2 separate regions of the Homo sapiens genome follow, and region 1 is linked to region 2. Evidence: chromatin loops called from intact Hi-C (ENCODE). Cell type or tissue: chondrocyte. All regions are shown on one strand. Each heading gives the region's core, and the rest is flanking DNA. Links, peaks and the distances in the headings are about the cores only.

Region 1 (5,389 bases), core at 158-5,157, 310 kb before region 2:
TTCCCAGTCCAATTCTTTGTACGTGCAACAGCCAAGGCAACCTTTTTTTTTTTTTTTTTTTTGAGACAGAGTCTCTCTCTGACACCCAAGCTGGAGTGCAGTGGCGCAATCTCGGCTCGCTGCAACCTCTACCTCCTGGGTTCAAGCTACTCTCCTGCTTCAGCCTCCTAAATAGCTGGGATTACAGGTATCTGCCACCATGACCGGCTAATTTTTGTATTTTTAGTAGAGACAGGGTTTCACCATGTTGGCCAGGTTGGTCTTGAACTACCAAGGCAATCTTTTAAAGTCCTCTTCTTAAAATTCAAAGGTTTCTCATTGCTCTTAGTATAAAACTCTCCAAGTCCTAATACAGCAAATGAGGCCCTCAGATGATCTAGCTTCTCCAGCTTCACTTTGCCTTTGCTCTTTAACCTGGAGGCATGGAGAAGTTCTTTTAGTTCCTCATATGCTATGCTCCTTTTTGGTTCTGAACTTTTAGTTAACATAGTTTTCCTGCTATGAACTTTTCCATCCTGTCCCTACCAACACCCCCTCTCATGACCTCACCTAAATCATTTCTGCTCATCCTTAGTTCCCAGTTTAAATGTCACTTCTCTAGGAAGCTTTTTTTAATCCCCCTTACAATAATTTGTGTTTTGGCATGTCTCCTAAGTTAGACTCTAGCTCTGAAAGAGTAACCACATCGGTTGTGTCCATACTACATCTCTGTGCCTATTACTACTATGCAGTAGGTATTTAAATATTTAGCTTATAAATATGTATATATACATGCATAAATATTTAAAGTTTCCATTATTTAAATATGTTCATATTTAATAAATTTCTTCTGCCAATGAGTAAAACTTCTGTTACAGTTCAATTTTAAATCCCCCAAGACTCTTACAAAAGTCAATTCCATAGCATTTACCTAGCTCCTCTTCTGTTGTCTCTGGAAAACCAATCTTTGGCTTTGCCAGCTCACCACTATCTTCTTCTGTAAAAAGAAAAGCAATGACGATTATATGACTTACACTATTAAAGTAATTTCCAGTGTTCAATAAGCAAGAAGAGCAACATAAGACTATTCCAGGAAAATGGCTACAAAATATAATAAAAACAACTCCTTTTTAAATAACTGTGATTCTAAAAATAGTATGTCTTTCTTTAAAATTACTTTTAGGTTCATACTGCAACTACTTAGGGATTAGTAACTAGGTATTTTTTATTAAGAACATGTCTATCTTTATTGGTGTGGATCAGTGAGTAATACTATTCAGAGATTAGATACATTTACTTGTAAATTCTTTATATTGCCTTCCAGCAAATTTTGAATTAGATCTATTCCAGCCACAAAATGTGCTAGTATAAAAATTTAGGAACAGACTAGATTGTACAACAAATTTTTCTTTTTTTTTTTTTTGAGACTGAGTCACTCTTGCCCAGGCTGGAGTGCAGTGGCGTGATCTCAGCTCAATGCATGGCTCCTGGGTTCATGCAATTCTCGTGCCTCAGCCTCCTGAGTAGCTGGGATTACAGGCATGTACCACCACACCTGGCTAATTTTTGTATTTTTAGTAGAGATGGGGTTTCACCATGTTGGCCAGGCTGGTCTCGAACTCCTGACCCTGTGATCCGCCCGCCTCAGCCTCCCAAAGTGCTGGGATTACAGGCGTGAGCCACCGTGCCCAGCCATACCAAAAAAAATTTAAACAAAGGAACATGACCCTTTCTCTGGCCAATTTATAATCCTGGGCTTCTCGCTGCTTAAACCATAATATATAATTTAAAATTTATAGAAAACAGGAACCCTGAAATAAAATTAATGATTAAAAATGACATAAAATCATGCATTTTAAAAATTTTATTATTCTGAATAAAAATTCTTACCAGGAAGCACACATTTCCAAAGGCCATACGTTTTTCCTACCACAGTTTGCCATAGTCTCAATGTTCCATCTTCTGAACCACTGGCATAGAGTTCTCCATCAGGACTAAATCTCACACAGTGAATAGGACCAAAGTGTCCCTTGTAGGATTCTGAAAAAGAAGAGGGCTATTAGATAATTTTAACTATTAGGTTAAATATTGATATGCTAAAAAAAAAAAATACTGTCTGTGTTACTGGGGAGATGGAAAATTCTTAAGGCAAACATTAAAACCTGTACTTAATTAATTTCTCATCACAAAAGTGGTATATCATTGACCCTTTCTCTGTAAGATTATTCCTTTCCAAATCTAGCACACATTCTAGTTTCAAACTGTCCCTCTAAAAAAAGCAAATGAGGCTTCATGTCTCATTAAGGATGGAGAAAAAGAGGTAAATGAAAACCCCATTAATTCTATAGAAAGTAGATTTAAAGTCTTACCAGTTCAACCTCCAATTTCCATATCCTAAAACTCACTGCCTATTTCTCAGGGAATCAATTTTTATTATGACTATAGAGAGCCACCAGGTGGAGCTCTTTTACACACTTTGCCTCTTAATTTCCTACAGTCCACTAATTATTCTGTCACACAGAAAGGTGAGATATAGATCAACAATGATCCATAAATATTTTAATCCATGGAACCTAATGAGAAAATGTATAGATTAGGAGCACTGTTATATTCAAGTAGTACCTTTAAGTATGAACCTTTCTCATTTACTTTCTAATGCCTCATCACCTTATTAGTTCTCAAAGCCCTTTACTAGACCAATGTTCCTATTCTGTCTCCCATCTGTGTCCCACCAGAGAATAGAAAAGTTGTAAGAGTACAAAGAACACAAGGTTTTGGAAAGAGAAAGGCTAGGCAGATCTGGTATTCACTGTGACTTCAGATCTTGGGCAAATAATTCAGTTCTCTCAATCTTGAAAAAGAATAAAATATGAAACCAAAAACATTCTAAAACTTTGAAAACTAGCATTAAATAAAAGTAACAGAAAAGAATATCTTATTTATAAATCACTTGTATTCAAGTAATAAAAACTGAACCATAAGCAATTAAAATAGATTCTACATGGTCCATCACCAAGGTTCCATTTGTGCAACCCAGATGCATCAATGTTCCCCAAGAAACAAAACGTAAAATTGTCTTTTGTTCTTTGGGTGTAATCTAGCAAGCTTCGTTCTTTGGTAAAGCAGGGCAGCTAGAAACAGACAAGAACAAGAAGAGACAGCTTATAGATAAAAATATATATTTATAAAAACTAAACATATTTTTGACCTAAAAGCAAAAACTATTTGGAAAGGCTAAAAGTAGATACTGAGAACCACATGTAACTATGTGAAATACCTGGTCCATCAGATAAATATACATTAACTTCAAATTAATCCCCATGCCTTTCCCTTTCCCTTACTAAGGACTGTTATCATGAAAATGAAAGCAAAACTCAAACTCCAAAACAGAATAAATAAAAAGCTGATAAAAATAACTATCCAATTCAGATTCCTAAAGGTATCCCTGTAATATGCTATACTGATTTTTCCCCCACACACTGTTCTTTACGGAGTCTTAGGAATTCCTAAGTTGGCAAAAAGGAAGACGGGCCAAGTAGATGGGGTTATACACCCACAACATAGTTCAGAAAGAACGGATCTCCTTGCATGTGTTTAGCATATGACTTTGACATAAGATTCCCCCCTCCCTCCCAGCCAATAAAGCCTAAAACTCACTGTACCATAATACATAACATCAGCATAATGATGAACTTTAGTTAAAAGGATAAATTTCTGCATACTTTGTTTACAGATCTATAAAAGCATCTGACCCAAATGGTTAAAACTCCTTTACTTTTTCACTTGTAAGCACCAAGCTTAAGTTAGCTGAAAAATTTACTTTCAACATATATATGTAACATATATATATATATAAATGAGGTGTTAATTACTGGGACTTAACATATGATAAAGGTAACCACATCACTGTAAGGGGACAACTCACCTAATTCTTCTCCACTATTATAATCATACTTATAAAGTTTAAAATCTTCACCGCCTGCAACAAGAAATTCTTTCTCAGGATGAAGAGATGCAGAATTGATGGTTGCAGGAGCTTCAAAGGATTTAATTGGGTCCAAACTGAAAAAAAATTTAAGTAGTATTTACAAATCTTGAATATGGTATAAATAACGAGTTACATTTGAACTGTTCTTAAATTCTGAAACCCAAGGAACAATTAAATACTCATTTACTCAAACATAAACACTGATGTAAAAAAAGCTGTTAGCAAAAAAAAAAAAAAAAAAATCAAATGGATACTATGCCCAAGTGGAGCTCATCTCAGCAATACAAAGACATCTTGATGGAGGGATATCCAGTTTATGCAGTGGATGTCTTCCCGGAAATGAGTGTGTTGGCTAATTAAAACAGTATGAATAATACACTGGGATTTTTGCTCTTAAATAAACTTCACCTGTATTGTTTCATTTTTCTACAACCACATATTATCTTTGTAAACAGAAAAAGTTTTCACAGTAGGTAATTAACATAAAGGATTATTTATATATTATTATTAATTGCTGAAGGTTTAAGCTCCTCAGCAAGATAAACTTTCTATGTCATAAAATATAAACTGCTGAAAACAGTTTCTACTATAAGGCAGTAAAAGACTAACAAAATTTGGGGCTATAGTTATATAATAAAAATCAATGCATAATAACAGCTTCATCTGAAATTCAATTACAGTTTGGACATTAGCTTTTTCAGTTTAACCCTAAAAATCATGAAAGGCCTCCAATACAAAACATTATAGTATCCCAGCTCCTAAATACTTCCCATCATCATATACTTTAAAGCATGTTAATTAAAGTTAGTCATGACTTATGCAGGATCACTACATAGCAACTTGCTGGCTCAAATGCTAGAATATTCAATGGTCCAGAAAATTTCTGCCACCAACATGGGATTTGCCTAACTGCAGGAGTGAGTGAAGAGCATTAATAAACCAATTGATGGCTCCAGGCCATAGTATTCTACTACTATCAGTTTACTGTATGTGTATAAACTCCTTGACATTGCTTAATTGCTCTCCTCCAATTTTACCGCCTTTTCTTTCTCCCAGTTAGCCCTTTAGACACAAGGTTAAGACACTGGTCAAATATCAAAGTGTAATGTGGTATAATCCTTATGGAAATCAATTAAGTGTCATGTATAACTAAGAACTTTAAACTCATTTCTAGCCTTTGAACTGATAATTCTACTTACAGGATCCTATCTACTGTAAAGAAACACTCAGAGATGTGCTAGAACATTCACCGTGGTGCTAAAACAGGGAAACTAACCCATAATTTAGTACAACCTATGATGCAAATACAGTGTATCAAGTAAAAATGTTTTCAAAGAAGTTTTAAATGGCTAACAATATTTTTAAACAAATCAAAATGGTATTCATTATGGTCCTAGTAATTAAAAAAAAAAACACAAATAC
Region 2 (5,389 bases), core at 183-5,182:
TTAGTGGCTACATTTTGTATCAAAACAAAAAACAACCAAACAACAAGACCACAAGAAAAGTAAATAAAGACTATTTATGGAGGGACTTGTCCTTGAAAGTCCCGAAATTCAAACTGCAGATCAAGAGGATGGGCTGCTCAAAGCAAAGCCCCAACTGACCTCCAGGGAAGGATATTAGAGGAAAACCAAACAAAATATTCGATAAAAATAGAAGAGAGGAGAACATCATTCATAAGTAGCACTTCACAGTTTCAAATCACTTATCTAGGTTATATTATTTCCCATCATGTCTGCTTTACAAAAATTAGTGAAAGTTATCATTCATATTTTACAGAAGAGAAATGGGAGCCTTGAGAGGTGACATGACTTGTGCAGCAGTAAAGTGGAGATTCAGGCTCCCCTCAGGGTCTGGCATTCTTTCTAAATACGCCTCTACTTGCGTGAAGAAGTCTATGAAGTGTGTCTGGTCAGGTGAGGAAGAGGAAGAGGGCAGGTCACAGTGCAGTCCAGGCAGCATGTTGCACCTGGAGACATGGCTCATCCTATCAGCTACTTCTGCAATTTTTTGGGTGAGGTGGAATGGTGGGGTCAAGGCAATGTAGAGAAGGCTGGAAAATTAGATACCAGTGATGGGAGGAAATATGGTCTATGTGGGTTGATTATATACATAAAAACAGAGCTCAAGTGGAGAACCATTTCATTCTCTTGAAAATCATTAGCGTCAAAGGAGTACTCTAGGATGATACATGTGAAAAGAATAACCTTTTTTTACTTTGTTCTTTCCTTGTTAACTTTTGTGACCTGGCAGCAGAATTTGAATGTGAATGGGCTTAAGGAGAATCTTAGGCAGATCAATCTGTATTCAAAATACGGGATGAACCATGGTAAGCAGAGGAACAAGGAAAAAATAAAGGTAAATGAAGAAGATGTTCTAGACATAAGTTAAAAAAAAAGACACAGATAAATAACTGGAACTGGAAAACATCCACCAGGAAGTCCTGCGGGAATCAAGGGTCAAGCTAGAAAAGTTGGAAAAAGTAAGTAACCCGGGGAACCTCTGCCCCCTTTGCTGACTTTGAACTCCCCATGAGAGTTCAGGGAAGGGATACTGCACTTTATTTTTTATTTAATTATTTCATAATTAATTTTAATTAATTATTTTATGGGGTTTTTTTTTTGAGACGGAGTCTTGCTCTGTCACCAGACTGGGGTGCAGTGGCACGATCTTGGCTCACTGCAAGCTCTGCCTCCCAGGTTCCAGCGATTCTCCTGCCTCAGCCTCCCGAGTAGCTGGGACTACAGGCGTGTGCCACCACGCCCAGCTAATTTTTGTATTTTTAGTAGAGAAGGGGTTTCACTATGTTGGCCAGGATGGGGATACTGTACTTTAAAAAGGCTGTGTCCGCGGAGATATCAACATAAAATGCTGGCATAAACAAATAAAACAACCAAAATTTAGGGTAAAACATTTAGGGAGAAAACAAAACGTTTTCTTGGCTTTGCAGAAAGCGACATGGTGGCTGCTTGATAACCACCCAAAGAAAGATAATGACCCTAAAAATGGGATGGAGGATGTGTCATGTGAAAGAGATTAAGAATCTGTAGTTGGAGAAAAGTCAAAAGCAAACAGGCCATAATTAAAATCTACTAAGTTTTTTTTGTTTTTTTTGAGATGGAGTCTCACTCTGTCGCCCAGGCTGGAGTGCAGTGGCACCATGTCAGCTCATTGCAACCTCCGTCTCCTGGGTTCAAGCAACTCTCTTGCCTCAGCCTCCCGAGTAGCTGGGATTACAGGTGCCCATCACCAGGCCAGGCTAATTTTTTAATATTTTTAGTAGAAACGGGGTTTCACCATGTTGGCCAGGCTGGTCTCCAACTTCTGACCTCAGGTGATCCGCACGCCTCAGCCTCCTAAAGTGCTGGGATTACAGCTGTGAGCCACTACGCCAGGCCCCAAAATCTATGAAGTTGTAAAAGGTATGAATTAAGTAAATTGAGGAGACAATTCATTAAATGCAAAATACTTAAAATAAGGTGTGGCTCTTTGAAGCTTGGTGATTCATATACATAACGTGGATTTTTAATCACATATCAAGGTGCAAATTTATGGAAGTAAAAGCCAAAAATATGGACCGATTAATAAAGCACTGTTTACTCACCAGACAGTGGACTCCTCTGGGAAACCAGACATTTTAAACTTATGATTAAAAAGTGATACTGATGTCCCCACCACACTAAATTACTAGGCAGCATGATTGAAACCAAGTGAGGAAACCAATTGGACTTGCTTCCTAATTATCAATGAGAGGTCTGAATATTAACGAGGATAACTCTTTCCCAAGTGGTATGATCCTGCTGTAGTTCAGAAATGAATGTATTGAAACAGCCTTGCCAAAAATTGGTCAGACAAGAATGGGGAGGTAGGAGGAAAGAAAAGTAAAAGGAGTGGGAAAGCAGAAACAGCTGAGACGGCCGCCATTACTCTAGGCTTTTGAAGTGATACTGACATCTAGTGGTGCTGGGTAGGAAAAGCATGAGGAAGACCAAAGCATTTTAAAAATACCCTGATTACAGGTCGGGCCAGGTTGTGTTCTACCCAAGCGCTCCACCCACACATACTCTTTGAGAAAAAGGATTATTGTAAGACCGAAGCTAAGAAGTCGCGAGTATGGCTGGGTGATGAGGCTTATGAACAAGCTGTTGTACTTGGGTTTTTGCGCCCACAAGGGTACACACCCACGGCTGCTCTGAGGCAGGCGGTGCTGTCTGCCGGCGTTGCCTTGGGTTGTCGCTCCAGACTAAGTGCATCCTCAGGCTTTCAGGGAGGGAGGACTCGGGAGAAGAGGAGGAAGACGGAGCACGTAACACTGTTGGATATTTCAGGGGATGCTTCCATGTTGTTAAAATAATAAATCTTCATCATTGAGATGAAGGGAACTGGCAATGCTGGTAGGTTGGGGACTGGGAATCTTTAAAATCATAAAAGGGACAGAAAGCTCAAATCCAACTTCTAATCATCATCAAAAGTGAATTGGGATAGAGTCACACGGAGGATAAACTAATGACAAATGTATTGAATCAAATCCAACATTTCAAATATAAATCAAATTTCACCAGTTCAACAGTCTCTATTTGGTGGCATTTACCCAGGATGGCTGTTATCTGCAATTGACTCTGAGTCTGTTCAAAGAGGTTTTACTCTTACGAATCTACCCATGCACTCTGAATTATGATGCCAATAAAAGTATAATCACTATATGTCGAATGGATTTCTGGAGGCTAGTGTCTATTTCTTTTATGCCTCAAAGCAGTTTGAACATATACAATAAGAAAATGGGAAAGAAAGATACAAAGAAGTTTGAGAGAATTGTTTTGAAGCATATCATTGAATAATGGTAAGTTTTTCAGTCCAGGGAAAATTTAAAAATACATATAGATTATGTTCCTACCTCTGTCTGTACCATAGACATCCGGTATGACCTCATTTCTGACACCAGCCCTAAGATGTCAACAAACTCATGATCCCGAATGTGCTGCAAGAGCCTGTCCAGGGCAATGAATGTTCCTGTCCGTCCCACGCCAGCACTGCAAAAGAATGTTCCGATGGCATATTATTCAGATGGTGCTTCTTTTTTTTCTCCCCCCTCTTTTTTTTTTTTTCTTTGAGATGGAGTCTTGCTCTGTTGCCCAGGCTGGAGTGCAATGGCATGATCTCGGCTCACTGCAACCTCTGCCTCTCGGCTTCAAGTGATTCTCCTGCCTCACCCTCCTGAGTAGCTGGGATTACAGGTATGTGCCACCATTCCTGGCTAATTTTTGTATTTTTAGTAGAGATGGAGTTTTGCCATGTTGGCCAGGCTGGTCTTGAACTTCTGACCTCAGGTGATCTTCCCACCTCGGCCTCCTGAAGTGCTGGGATTAGAGGCGTGAGCCACCTCGGCCAGCCCAGATGGTGCTACTTTACTGTTGAAATAAAACTGATGATTTCTAAAAAACTACAAATAGTACCCTTGTGGAAAAACGCAGACTAAGCTCCTGACAATATTTTCCACTTAACTGATTTTTAAGTATGGAGTTGTGGTTGGTGTTCCTTCTAATGTCACATTTCTGACTATCATGGCTACGTTCCTGAGAGACATTTGCACTGCATTGGCCACACCCTTTATCGGGGTCTCTGCTTCTGCAGAAAAGTAGGGATTCCATGTTGAGTACTCTCGGGAACTGATTTCTGAATTCAGAGAGCTGATACACATAAACAATACCCTGTCTTTTGAACAGCATCAGAGTTAAGCCCTCAGATCAGCTCAAAACTCCAGTTGAGATGTCCATACCCTAACTCTAGGTCTGGGACCACAGAGATTTGTGTATCTTCAACCCTAAGTTCAGTTCACCACCCCAGACCTGCCTTACAGCATGCCTGCCATTTTAGTGGGTCCTGGGCCTGCTTCCATCTCACAGGGACCTTTGAGATAGTTGCCTTAAAATCAAATGAAAAATTTGGACCCAGTCTCAGCCAGTCCCCCAATCCCAATGCTCGGGGCACAGATGGAAGTGGACTGACATGCGCTGACCAACTGCCCATCACAGTCCCTAGTTCTATGTGTTGAAGTCAGCCCTTTTTTCCCTCTAATCCTCAATAAAGAGTCAAATGGCTCTTAGCTTTGAATCACTGTGAAATGATGGGAAAAGAGAAAGTTCAAGCAAATTTATATGGAAAGTTTGCTAGAAAAATCCCACTCTATAAACCTTGAGTTTAAGGGTTGCTTTTTCTACTAGACAACTCTTCCCTCCCAGGATTTCTCAGATAAAATGATCTGCCATTGGGTGAGCACCTGTAAAGTCATATCCAGAACTGCACTTACTATCTTCCATGAAAGGAATCTGTGAGTTTGACCCCAGAGTTGAAGAGCTTCATTTTCTGTTCTTGAAAAGAACCATTTTGAGAACAGATAATCTTACCTGCTAAAGCACATCTTTTAACCTGTGAATGCCTACAGTGGATTGACAGCAACAATATCTGCCCTAAACAGAAACTTAGTAGCTTATGAAGCATTTTCCTTTCCAGGGAGACACACACTCCACACAAACACACATGAATGCACACATATACTTCCTCATTCTAGTCATTCTAATTCACAAGGGCCAAGGCAGTAGGTCTGGGATTGTAGATTTATTTGCTTAGGTTGGCATGGCTGCCAATGCTTCCCTTCACATCTTCATCCCACTGCCACCTCTCACTTGCCATTGGAGCACGTTTATGTCCCCTGTTCTTTTGAGGTTGCATAAGGATTTTACAGCAATATTGTATCACAGAGATAGATTTTGATGGAGCTCTGTTCATACAGTAGGAAGAACAAATTAAATTTAATGATAACTTTTCCTGTTGGGA

The links. A loop is a pair of places that touch in the nucleus more often than their neighbours do. Peaks named below come from ENCODE experiments on the same cell type or tissue, not always from the same donor. Only the 100,000 strongest peaks of a DNase experiment are listed, where the experiment ranks them.
Region 1: it touches region 2 in a loop (7-fold over the local background); 19 of 110 quality-filtered maps call a loop at or near these places.

Annotation. Positions count from the first base shown.
Region 1 is chr12:15,896,534-15,901,922 of GRCh38, reverse strand. It overlaps STRAP (serine/threonine kinase receptor associated protein), which reads right to left. Exons shown (of 10, transcript NM_007178.4): 7 at 3,905-4,041; 8 at 1,870-2,019; 9 at 911-976. Among named protein-coding and RNA genes, the nearest start is that of DERA, 12 kb to the left of the region's middle. In chondrocyte, for the core only: CTCF peaks have their summits at 2,251 and 2,453 (motif pointing right); no DNase peak of the experiment used is centred there.
Region 2 is chr12:15,587,651-15,593,039 of GRCh38, reverse strand. PTPRO (protein tyrosine phosphatase receptor type O) reads right to left here. Exons shown (of 27, transcript NM_030667.3): 25 at 3,450-3,585. Among named protein-coding and RNA genes, the nearest start is that of EPS8, 200 kb to the left of the region's middle. RefSeq lists enhancers at 2,431-2,490, 2,771-2,820. In chondrocyte, for the core only: a CTCF peak has its summit at 2,509 (motif pointing left); no DNase peak of the experiment used is centred there.